2 separate regions of the Homo sapiens genome follow, and region 1 is linked to region 2. Evidence: read pairs that join two places in POLR2A ChIA-PET (ENCODE). Cell type or tissue: OCI-LY7. All regions are shown on one strand. Each heading gives the region's core, and the rest is flanking DNA. Links, peaks and the distances in the headings are about the cores only.

Region 1 (6,217 bases), core at 769-5,768, 140 kb after region 2:
CTTTTCAAGCCCATTTAGAACACTTTTCAGGAGATATGGCTGCCAGAGTGTTTAAAGCTAATTTCCAACCACTAGATTATGATAACCAGACTGTCACTGTACTCCTTAAATCAAACAAAACCTATAAAACTATTGCCATCAGATTTTTAATTGCCCCCGTAATTTTACCTGACTCCATACAAGTATTTCGTTAGGCAGAAGGAAGTAGAGTTTTTCAAATTCCATAATCCACTGTAGCCCTCCAAAATATACTGTAATATGCCATGTATCAGAATGTTGAATGTTAAAAGAAATATATATGTGTGTGTGTATATATATATTTGTGTATATATACATATATATACATACATATATATACACAAATATATATATATATATACACACAAATGTATATATATGTATTTGTTTGTTTGTTTCCATGTCCCTCTTCACTGGCCAATGAGAGAAGATCAGATTAATTCTCTTATACAAAAGTATGCTGAAAATAATTTTTTTGTAGAGTATATATATATATATATATATATATATACATGTATATATATATAAATATATATATATATTTGTTTGTTTGTTTCCATGTCCCTCTTCACCCGCCAATGAGAGAAGATCAGATTAATTCTCTTATACAAAAGTATTCTGAAAATAATTTTTTTTTGTAGAGTAAAAGTCAGTTTCCTTTTTACAATAACAAATGTAACATGTTACTCATGGAAATATAATATAATTGCCTTCAGAAAAAGGGCCATTTTTTTTATTTCTCCACTCTCTGTTATCATTTTAAAAATACTTGATGAATTTCTGGCTACACAGAGAAGAATAGCCTTGGCTCAATGTTATGGTTTTAAATTGAAAGGACAAGGCTAGGACTGAAATCCTGTAATGCATAATCTGGAAACAAATGGATATTTTCTTGACACGAGGATTATTTTTTGAAACTTTCCATTGCTTTTTATGTTTTTTGTGCCTCATTTTCCCATTTCCCTCTATCAATGCAGTGAAACCTGACTTCCATGTATGTTGGGTACTGACCTGAAAGCAGTTTGTTCTGTATGGACCATTATCTCAGTATTAAATCTGTAAAACAGTATTTAATTGGCCAGGCGCGGTGGCTCACGCCTGTAATCCCAGCACTTTGGGAAGCCGAGGTGGGTGGATTACCTAAGGGCAGGAGTTTGAGAAAAGCCTGGCCAAAATGGTGAAACCCCGTCTCTACTAAAAATACAAAAATTAGCCAGGTGTGGTGGTGGGCGCCTGTAATCCCAGCTACTCTGGAAGCTGAGGCAGGAGAATCGCTTGAACCTGGGAGGCGGAGGTTGCAGTGAGCCGAGATCATGCCGTTGCACTCCAGCCTGGGTGACAGAGCAAGACTCTGTCTCAAAAAAATAAAAAATGAAACAATATTTAATTAACTTTAAGGGGGAAAATAGACTCCTCAGTGAATGTTTCCCTCTACTCACAAAGCTTATCTTTCTATTTAATTTGAAAACCCTAATTTGACTTTACATTTTCTGAGGTTGTTTTACATAATTACATAGAAGTGCTCACATCTTGCTTTTTTCCCCAAACCAGATAAGAAGTTTTGTTTCAATTCAAATTCATGCGTAAGATGATTTTTTAAAGACCATGATCATGCAATGAAATAGAAATATAGTAGGAAGTAGCAAAATCATCTTATCCTTTTTCTAAAACTTGTATCTCACCTGATTTCAAGCCACAGATATAAAATTGAATTTTGATCATTTAAACCTAATCCAAAGTTTACTTTTGGAGATTAAGTTGTTACCTTCTGACATAAGCCCTAAGTGGAATCTGGTTTTAGAGAGAAAGAGGAGTGAGGTATTACTTTCCCTCTTCTTGTACTATAGTTCTCATTTTCCCCCCTAAGAGGACCTCTGATCTGTGTGAGAAAGTCATTTTTAACCAGCATGCAGATGGACAGTGAATGGGTCCTAAGGTCCTCTAGCACAGGCCACATCCATTTCTGTTCAGCAACAGATTTAGCTTTGGGGGTCATTAAATATCAGCAATAAGTGATTTTCCCCTTCTTCATTTATTCAGCATCTGCACTGGGCCAGGCTTATGCTAAGTGTGGGCATGCAATGTTAGGCAAAAGCAGACAGGACCCCTGCTCTCATGGAGCTTACAGTCAAGTGCACCAAAGAGACATTAATCAAGTAATCAGCCATATAAATATAATGTAATGTAAGTAAGTGCTAAGAAAGTGGATGCTTGGTTCAATGAAAACATTGCTAGAAAATCTGACCTCATTAAGGAGGTCAACCGAGGCTTGTTGAAGAAATGAGGACGAGGCCAAGATTTGAAGACCGGGGTCTCGTACTGAAAGGTCAAGCACAAAGTAGAAATAGAAATCTAGGCAGTTGAGGCCTGACTTCCTTCTATATCTCTACTGTTGGACATTTTACTTGTATTATCTAGGTAATTGAAACAAAAGATTCTGAAGGTCATCACTAAACTGGGAAATGTCCTAAATATCTAAAGCTGGAGAAATTATTTCCCCAAATCTGCTTGCCTGCAAAAAGCAGCAAGACTATAAAAATATTATGGAAGACACTCAGGTGAATGGTACAAAGGACACTATTTATCACCTTTCTTCGTTTGCTCTTTAGATGAGGGCCAGCCGGCCCAGCATGTTTTGGAGCAATTTCTGTTCTAGTTCATGAACACAGGAATGCCACTGGGGTTCGGTGGTCTCGGCAGCACCCCAGTTCACTGCGGTTTAGCTAAGACACTCCTTCTCCTCTGGCCTCCAGTTACAGGGGACCTGGGGTTTAACTGCCAGAGCTCCTTATTAGCTGTTTTTTAAATTTTATTTATTTTTTCTTTTGAGACAGAGTCTGGCTCTGTGGCCCAGGTTGGAGTGCAGTGGCGCGATCTCGGCTCACTGCAAGCTCCGCCTTCCGGGTTCACGTCATTCTCCCGCCTCAGCCTCCCCAGTAGCTGGGACGACAGGCGACTGCCACCACGCCTGGCTAATTTTTTGTATTTTTAGTGCAGACAGGGTTTCACCGTGTTAGCCAGGATGGTCTCGATCTCTTGACCTCGTGATCCGCCCGCCTCGGCCTCACAAAGTGCTGAGATTACAGGCGTGAGCCACCGCACCCGGCCAGCTGTTTTAACTATCCTCCACTCCAAGATGATCTGCCCATCTGTGACTTTGTGAAGTAATGCCCTAGCTAATTCTTTGTGCTGTGCTTTTTTGTGTTGATTTTTCATTAACATTCAGGTTGATTTTGCTAAGGAAACACGGTGTTCATGGTTGAGTCAACATGAACAGTTAGGAGAGAAGCAAATGGCTTGTTAGGACCCAAGAACACACAGAGCTGATGTTTCCAACGTGTTTTCTTTCCTTTTGTATCCAGCTGCCTGAGCCTGGGGCAGGCAGCAGAGGCCAGCCGTGACCAATCTCTTCAAAGTGCACCTTCAAAGGACAGAGCGAGCCTATTTCATCAGCAAGCCAGAAACAACGGTGCTACAACCAGCTTCTAAAATAGAGGGAACCTCGGAGGAGGTTTAAGATGTGTTGCTAGAGGGCAGTGTTTCTGAAGTTCATTGGGAAGGAGCCATATTTGGAATGACATCTGCTGTTTTATTGAAAAGTCAGAGTAATAAATTATAACTACTATTTATCGAGGGCATATTAGGTACCAAGCTGTGTGGTAAGTGTTTTATTTCCTCTTGTGTTCACATCAACATGGTAAGTTAGTCAAAATAATTATCCTCTTTTCACAGATAAGAGAAAAAAATTTAAAATGGTTAAATGATAACAATAGGAACAGGAATCTAGCTAAGCATTTTTCAGGTATTATATTGTTTAGCTCCCAATTGGTCTATACCATAGGTATTAGTACAGTCCTCATTTTGAAGATGAGGAAACTGAGGCAAAAAGAGGTTAGGTCTCATGCTCAAGATCACAGAGTTTGTAAGCTGCAGAACCATGGGCTGAACAAGGTCAGTCCAACTCCAGCCCATTCCTTTTTTTTTTTTTTTTTTGAGACGGAGTTTCATTCTGTTGCCCAGGCTAGAGTGCAGTGGTGCGATCTCAGCTCACTGCAACCTCCACCTCCCAGATTTAAGCAATTCTCTGCCTCAGCCTCCTGAGTAGCTGGGATTACAGGCACCTGCCACCACGCCCGGCTTTTTTTTTTTTTTTTTTTTTTTGGTATTTTTAGTAGAAACGGGGTTTCACCATCTTGGCCAGGCTGATCTTGAATTCCTGTCCTCGTGATCCACCCTACCTTGGCCTCCCAAAGTGCTGGGATTACAGGTATGAGCCACCGCGCCCAGCCTCCAGCCCATTCTCTTAAACATTCCTTCCTTCTTTGGCTAGAAAAGAAAAGGATTAAATATGCAATTGTTTTTCCTGCCCTGCATGGGCATTAGTAAGTGATAGAGTATGAACCTAAGCTCTCTATGCAAATTATTTTTAGTGACAGTAGTGAGAGAATTAAAAATTATCAGAGGAGAATGCTGTTGTCCTAAAAATTAAAGCATAATATTTCTCACAGATACAAGATAAATTCTCCAGAATTGGTATATAAAATTCTCCATTCTTTAATAGCATAGCTTCTTAGAACTCCTTAAAAAGATGGAAGTGCTGCTTTCCTGTTGTTTTCAAAAATGAGATTGATGAGGTTATGCCCACATCGTTCTTATGCAACTTTATAACCCAAGTTAAATTTCCCAGAAATGGACACCAAAGTACTGCTGCTGCCATCTTGATAACATACTTATGAGACATTTTGGCCAATTTTCTTAAAATTATTCACGATGACTCAAAGCTACACAGGCAGTGGGTTTAGGAGTTTTGTTTTTTTTGTTGTTTTTTTCAGTCTGCTGACAAAAGGTAGTTTGCTGATATTTTGTTCAATCATGGTGAACACTCACAGAGCACTGCATTTGTGGTAAGTGAAGTTATTCCTAGAGTACAGTGGTGAAAAGAGTCTGTAATTTATTGATCTTGGAGAAAGGGTTAAGGGCTGGGGGTGGGGGTGAATACAGAAAAGGAATTGGCTGGGCACAGTGGCTCATGCCTGTAATCCCAGCACTTTGGGAGGCCCAGGTGGGCGGATCAATTGAGGTCAGGAGTTGGAGACCAGCCCAGGCTACATGGTAAAATCCTGTCTCTACCAAAAATACAAAAAATTAGCTGGGCGTGGTGGTGAGTGCCTGTAATCCCAGCTACTTGGGAGGCTGAGGCAGGAGAATTGCTTGAACCTGGGAAGCAGAGGTTGCAGCGAGCTGAGATTGGGCCACTGCACCCCAGCCTGGACAACAGAGTGAAACCCTGTCTCAAACAAACAAACAAAAAAAGCCCAAAACAAAAAAACCCGAGAGGAATTTGCCAACTGAAATGCTGTAGGTGCCAATTTTGGTAGAAACATCTGTATTCCAAATTTCACTCTTCTCAGATATTTCTCATTTAATTAAAAATTTTCTGGAAGTAAAATTTAACTGATACCTACTAGTACCTAGCTGCAGGCACTATTGTGTTCCAGAGACATATTAAAGAAGCTGAGAAGCTCAAACTCAATAAATCACTTTAAAAACTAGCCTCTATCTATACCTAATCTAAAATACCCAAAAGCCTTCCAGATTATATAACAAACTTGGCTCTCACTGGCTGCCAGGTAGGAACAATGGCCCTGTAGTCAATGAGATGACAAGGAGGGGGATGACAACAAAAGCTTTTTGCCATTTCAAGTGTCACTTCTGAACTAAGCCTTCTCTTAGTCTTTGAAACAAAGAAGAAAGGAATTTCCCAATGCCTTAGCAAAGATTCATGTTCACTGGCATTTGTGACCCTCTGGATTGCTTACATGTGCACTTTTTCTTTAAAACAATCACGTAAATTTAGTTCATTAGTTTTGATTAAGCGTAAGAGTAAACTTAGAAGGGATGCTGTATTGAAAAGCATTTGTGTTTCTTAGCCCCTGCAACAGAGGAGGTAGTCACTGGAGGTTCTGAGATGAAAGAGGTCACTTAACCTTTCGCTATCAATAGTTTCTAGAACAATTCTGATTACCTTCGAATACCTGTTTGAAATAGCAGAGGAGCTGATTACTTAGGTTTTTCTCTCTCTTTCATTTTCTTTTTTTTTTTCTTTTGAGATGGTGGAGTCTTGCTCTGTTGCCCAGGCTGGAGTGCATGACGTGCAGTGGCACAATCTCGGCTCACTGCAACCTCGCCTCCCAGGTTC
Region 2 (6,217 bases), core at 559-5,558:
GAAGAAAGACCCTCTCTAGCACCCTCACGTAAAGTGAGATCTCTAGGGACAGCAGTGTGCTGGTGGTTTTAGTAGTCAGCAAGAAGCAGATAATAGACAACAAAGACTTTCTGCTCTTCCGCATATTTTCCATTCTCTGAATGGGAATCTCAGAAATCTAGACTGGAAGAGTTTTGAGAATTATCCATCTATCCTTCTACCCATCCATGTATTCAGTCACTAAGGAGAAAATATTTTCAGCCATGGTGGGGACAAGGCATGGGAAAAGTCTATGCCATCCATGGCAAACACTGTCTTAGGCACTTGGGTATTTGTTCATTCTCTTTACGTATTTATATTGTGCCTACTACAAGCCATACATGGTTAGGCTCTGAAGATACACTTCAGAAAAAGATAGATATAGCCTCTGCCTTTAAATTTGTTTATGCTGTAGTAATTAAGTAATTACATGGGTATTAATAAATCACAAAATACATAACTAGAAAAATAGTCTTTATTTTAATTGAATCAGAATCCATAACAAGAGGAACTCACATGGGTCTGGGAGAAAGGACAGGTCGGGAAAAGTTTCCTCAAGGAAATAATGTGTCTTTTGAGACCTGAGTGATAAGTAAAATGGACCAGGCAAGGGGACTTGGGTAGGGAGCGTCCCTAAGGAACTGTGACTCCAGATAATGAGGATAGGGTACATCTGTCAACAGGTGGAACAGCACCCTATGTTATTAGTGCCATTAGCGTGGTTTAAAATGGAACTATAAGCGTTGAGTGCTTTTATTCTTAGTTTATCCTCCTTTCCCTGGGTTTTTGTTTTGATTTGGTTTTGATTTTTAAAAATAATTTAAACTGCCTGGGGGCTGAATCATAATTTGATCACTTAGTTTGTGATCATGGGCTGACTCAATAACACTATAAGGTGGTTGTGATGACTAAACGAGTTAATAGTGCCTGGTACCATGTACAGTGTATATTAGGCACTCAATAGGTTTGGTTCCCTCCTCCCATACATAAGCAATCAGTGCTTGTAAACTGCACAGCAAAGAGGTGATATCTGAGACTACTTAATAGTTGAAGAGGCATTTGACTTAGCCCTTATATTACTATCAAGGGCACAGGAACAGAATGTTATATTCAGGAAACATTACACTCACACTGTACTACAATAAATCCTTCTTGTATTTTGAATCTTTTTTACTTTGTCCTGTGCTGCAAAAGAAAATTATCTGCTTTGAAATGACTCAAATAATTAGGTTCAGCTCACCCATATCATCATTTTTTCTTTAACCCAACTGATTAGTAACCTGAACTACATCTTCAAAGAACCTTTGAAATGTTGGATAACATAATCATAGTAGTAACAGCAGGTGGTAGAGATCATGGGGCCATCTTAGAATTCTGCCTATGACCAGAAAGATTTTTTGAGTGTCTACTGAGGACCAAGCACTGGTATAGGGGCTGGGCTTTACCTCGAAGAGCCCCCATGAAATTCCAGCTTTCACAGAGCTTGTCACCTGGGAAGACAGATAAGACGATGCATATGTAAACATAAAATAGAGAGGAATATGTTCTCTCAAGGAATTAAAGCATGATGTTATGATAGAAAATTGGCATAGGTGGTCCTATTTTAGAGCAGGAGGACCTCTCTGAAATGGAGACATTGGAGTTGCATTTTGAATGATATAAGGAACCATCCTTGCAAAAAGCAAAGATGCAACAGCAAAGTTTCTAAGGCAGGAGAAAGCGTCACATATGTAAATGATGAACAGAAAAAGGATTAGTGTTGCTGAAGTGAGCATTCTAGTTGTTAATCAAAAATGATAGGATACTCTAAAATGACTCTCCCATAAAAGTATTAACTCTCCATTAATGGATTTTACACTTGTTAGACTTTTTTCATTATCAAATTTCAGTAATAGTATGCTAGATCATCCTGAAAAATCTATCAATCAACTCTAACAACAAACATTTATTAAGCAACTTTTATATGTCAGTCATTGAATAAATCAGTGAACAAAACAAAATGTCATGTCCTCATGGAACTTGCATTTTAGTGGGAGTGAAACACAAAAGAAAATTTAAAATGGGTAAAATATAAAGTATGTTAGACTGTGAAAAGTGCTAAGGAGAAAAAATAATGTTGAGAAAAGACTTAACAAATTTCTTCTACCCATCCCTTCAGTAATCCAAATGTGCATACATCCATTCATACATGCCCCATATATCTTACATCGATGGCTTGCTTACTATGAGCCAGATATTGAGGATACAAATTAAATAAATTGTGAGACTTCCTCTTCTAGCTATGATACAGTTACTGCTGCCAGATTTGCTCTCTGGCATATCATAAAACTGGAGAGAAAAAAACTGAATCTTTCCATCATTGAACAGCAGGGGAACTGAGGTAAGGAAACGTCAGATGAGCCCCATATTTGTCCTAGCTTCTTGTTGGGGGCATGTTTTGAACTGCAGTGCAGGGAGATAGAGCCCAAGCAGTGCACAGTGCTTTTGCTGAGCTGAGAAGGCTAAGATCAGACTTCAAGATGACAGAAGCATCTGGAACTCTCAGGGCAGGGTACTGAAAAGGAGGGTTCTGAGGAGAGCTGGGACCATAAGAATCTGTGTGTGTGTGTTTTGTGGATTCATGGCCAAGGGATATACCGTGCATTCAGAGGAAAAAATTCCATGAGTCCTAAAAGAAAGTGATTGCTTCAGGGCTGAGAGCAGACCATGAAATATTAGAAGCCATGTAAAGTTAGAAGACAGATTTCTGGAACAGTCAGTTGACAAGCATCTCTGAAAACCGTGGGCATTTCGTTCAGACCCCAAAAGCACCACAACCTATAAGCAAAGACCACACCTCAGATAAGGGACCTAACTTAGAACTAAAGACAAAACTGTACTCAAACAGCCCTAACAAAGAACCAAACCGAGCTTGACAGAACAGGGAAGATTCCAAGTAGTTTACTTGTTTGCCAGACAAAATAATACTCTCTTTAATAAAAGACACTGCAAACTAGACTGGCTCTGTTCTCTAGCATACTGTAAAGCTGCAGAAAAAATATGAATTTTTCCATCATTGAACAGCAGGGAAAACTGAGATAAGGAAACATGTTTGAGCCCCATGTTTGTCCTAGCTTCTTAAGTAAAGTAGTATAATAATTGATTTTACTTTAAATGAACCTAATTAACTTAATTTTAAATTAATAGTTTTTTGATAAGACTACATTATTGTAATTCTTAGAACATCCACTAAAAAGATAGCTAGCTGAAAGTATAGGTGTAGATAAAAAGCCAATAGAGAATTTTAAAAGAATACTAAAAATTTTTGATTTTACAAAAAAGGTAGTGAAAAAAGGGTAAGAAGAGTAAAAAATAAACAAAATAGATGGGACAAATGTAAAACTAATCAATAAGAAGATAGATTTGAGCCAAACCATATCAATAATAATATTAGATGTAAATACGTTAGAGGCCGGTTGCAGTGGCTCACACCTGTAATCCAGCACTTTGGGAGGCCGAGGTCGGCCAATCACTTTAGGTCAGGAGTTTGAGACAAGCCTGGCCGACATGGTGAAACCTCATCTCTACTAAAAAATAAAAAAATTAGCTGGGCGTGGTGGTGCACAGCTCACCTACCCAAGAGGATGAAGTGGGAAAATCTCTTGAACTAGGGAGCCGGAGGTTGCAGTGAGCTAAGATCGTGCCACTATACTCCAGCCTGGGCGACAAGAGCAAAACTCTGTCTCAAAGAAAAAAAAAGAGTGGGTGGAATATTCTTCATCAAATCCATGACCATAATTGGAGATTTTAACACCCCTCTTTCTGTTATTTATACAACTAATAGACAAATAGACACAAACACAAACAGTAAAGAATACAGCAAATTTGAAAAATGCTATCAACCCACAAGACCTAATTGACATTCAAAAAACAGTATACCCAACAATGCAGAATATGTATTCTTTTTCTTTTTTCTTTTTTTTTTTTTTGAGACAAAGTCTCACTCTGTCGCCCAGGCTGGAGTGCAGTGGCGCTATCTCAGCTCACTGAAACCTCTTCTTCCCAGGTTCAAGTGATTCTCCTGCCTCCGCCTCCCAAGTAGCAAGGATTACAGGTGCCCGCCACCACACCTGGCTAATTTTTGTATTTTTAGTAGAGACAGGGTTTCACCTTGTTGGTCAGGCTAGTCTCAAACTCCTGACCTCAGGTGATCCACCCACCTCGGCCTCTGAAAGTGCTGAGATTACAGGCATGGGCCACCATGCCCGGCCAGAATATGCATTCTTTTCAAGTACACATGCTGCATTCACCAAGATAAACTTTGTCTTAACACATTTCACACACTTAAAATCTTAGAGTAATATTAAATTAAAAATAAATGACAATAAAATATATAAATAATAATACATCTAGAAATAAAAAGAAACAATATAGAAATAACAGCTATATGTTATATAACATATATAACAGAATATACAAATATTTGTATAGATAAAATATAATAAAAAATTTAATACATAGAAATGCCAAAAATAGTTGGATATTTAAAAACACATTATATAAACCTATGGATCAAAGAATAAATCCAAAAGGAAATATTAGAAATCTTAAAACATATTTTGAATTAAGTAATAATGAAAACACACAGTATGCTAAAATTTGTGAGATGCAGCTAAAGAAGTGTTTAGAAGAAAAGTTATAATATTAAATGTTTATATTAGAAAAAAGATGTAAAACCAGTAAGTCCCATCTTAAGAAGTAGAAAAAGAAGAGCAAACTAAACTTAAAGTAGAAGAGTGAAAATTAAAAAAGCATATAAACTGAAGTAGAAAATGTGTAAACAATAAAGAAAATTAATAAAGTCAAACAGTTTTTTGAAAATAATAAAATTGGTAAGCACTTAGCAAGAAAAAGTGAAAACAAATTATTAACATCAGCAGTAACAGAGGAACTATTGCTGCATATAGAAGAATAGTGAAAATATATTAGAAAAAAGTTTCTTTTAATAAATTTGATAATAGATAAAATTAACAAACTCTTTGAAAAACTCATCTTAATAAAACACTAAAAAAAATTTAAAAACTGGCCGGGCACAGTCGCTTACGCCTGTAATCCCAGCACTTTGGGAGGCCGAGGTGGGCAGATCACCAGGTCAGGAGGTCAAGACCATCCTGGCTAACATGGTGAAACCCTGTCTCTACTAAAAATACAAAAAGAAATTAGCCGGGTGTGGTGGTGGGTGCCTGTAGTCCCAGCTACTCGGGAGGCTGAGGCAGAAGAATGGCGTGAACCCGGGAGGCAGAGCTTGCAGTGAGCCGAGAACACGCCATTGCACTCCAGCCTGGGCGACAGAGCGAGACTCAGTCTCCAAAAAAAAAAAAAAAAAAAAATTCAAAAATCTGAGAAGCTTATATATATTAAAAGAATTGAATTTATAATTCAAAACATTTCCACAAAGAAAAACTGCAGGCCCAGATGGTTGCACTTGCAATTTTTTTTTCTTTTTTTTTTGGACGAAGTCTCGCTCTTGTCATCCAGGCTGGAGTGCAGGGGCATGATCATGGCTCACTGCAACCTCCCCCTCCCGGGTTCAAGCGATTCTCCTACCTCAGCCTCCTGAGTAGCTGGGATTACAGGTGCCCACCACCACGCCCGGCTAATTTTTGTACTTTTAGTAGAGAAGGGGTTTCACCATGTTGGCCAGGCTGGTCACGAACTCCTGACCTCAGGTGATCCACCCGCCTTAGCCTCCCAAAGTGCTGGGATTACAGGTGTGAGCCACTGTGGAGGCCTGCACTTGCAATTTCTGTCAAACCTTATAAAAAACAAAAAGAAAAAAATCAACCAATTCCACCAAATGTTGTCAGAGCATAGTGGAAGAGGAAATATTTATCAGCTCATTTATGGGGCGAAAATAACCCTATTACCAAAACCTGACAAAGACATTAGAAATGAAGACCACCATCTGTATGAACATAGACATAAAATCTAACACTTTAATCTAGTAAATCACTCCAGTACCGTGTAAAAAGAATAATAAGTTGACCAAATGGGCCAGGCTCACGCCTGTAATCCCAACACTTTGGGAGGCCAAGGCGGGTGGATCATTTGAGGTCAGGAGCTCGAGACCAGCCTGGCCAACATGTCGAAGCCCCGTCTCTACTAAAAATACAAAAAACTAGTCGGGCGTACTAGCAGGCGCCTGTAGTCCCAGCTACTA

The links. Peaks named below come from ENCODE experiments on the same cell type or tissue, not always from the same donor. Only the 100,000 strongest peaks of a DNase experiment are listed, where the experiment ranks them.
Region 1: POLR2A ChIA-PET joins it to region 2 with 5 read pairs; 2 of 35 experiments call an interaction of 5 or more read pairs at or near these places.

Annotation. Positions count from the first base shown.
Region 1 is chr13:33,758,453-33,764,669 of GRCh38, forward strand. No RefSeq gene overlaps it. Among named protein-coding and RNA genes, the nearest start is that of RFC3, 57 kb to the right of the region's middle. In OCI-LY7, for the core only: CTCF peaks have their summits at 3,539 and 3,739; a DNase peak (open chromatin) is centred at 3,499; H3K27ac peaks cover 753 bases.
Region 2 is chr13:33,616,315-33,622,531 of GRCh38, forward strand. It overlaps a transcript of STARD13 not described here. Among named protein-coding and RNA genes, the nearest start is that of RFC3, 200 kb to the right of the region's middle. In OCI-LY7, for the core only: no CTCF peak of the experiment used is centred there; no DNase peak of the experiment used is centred there.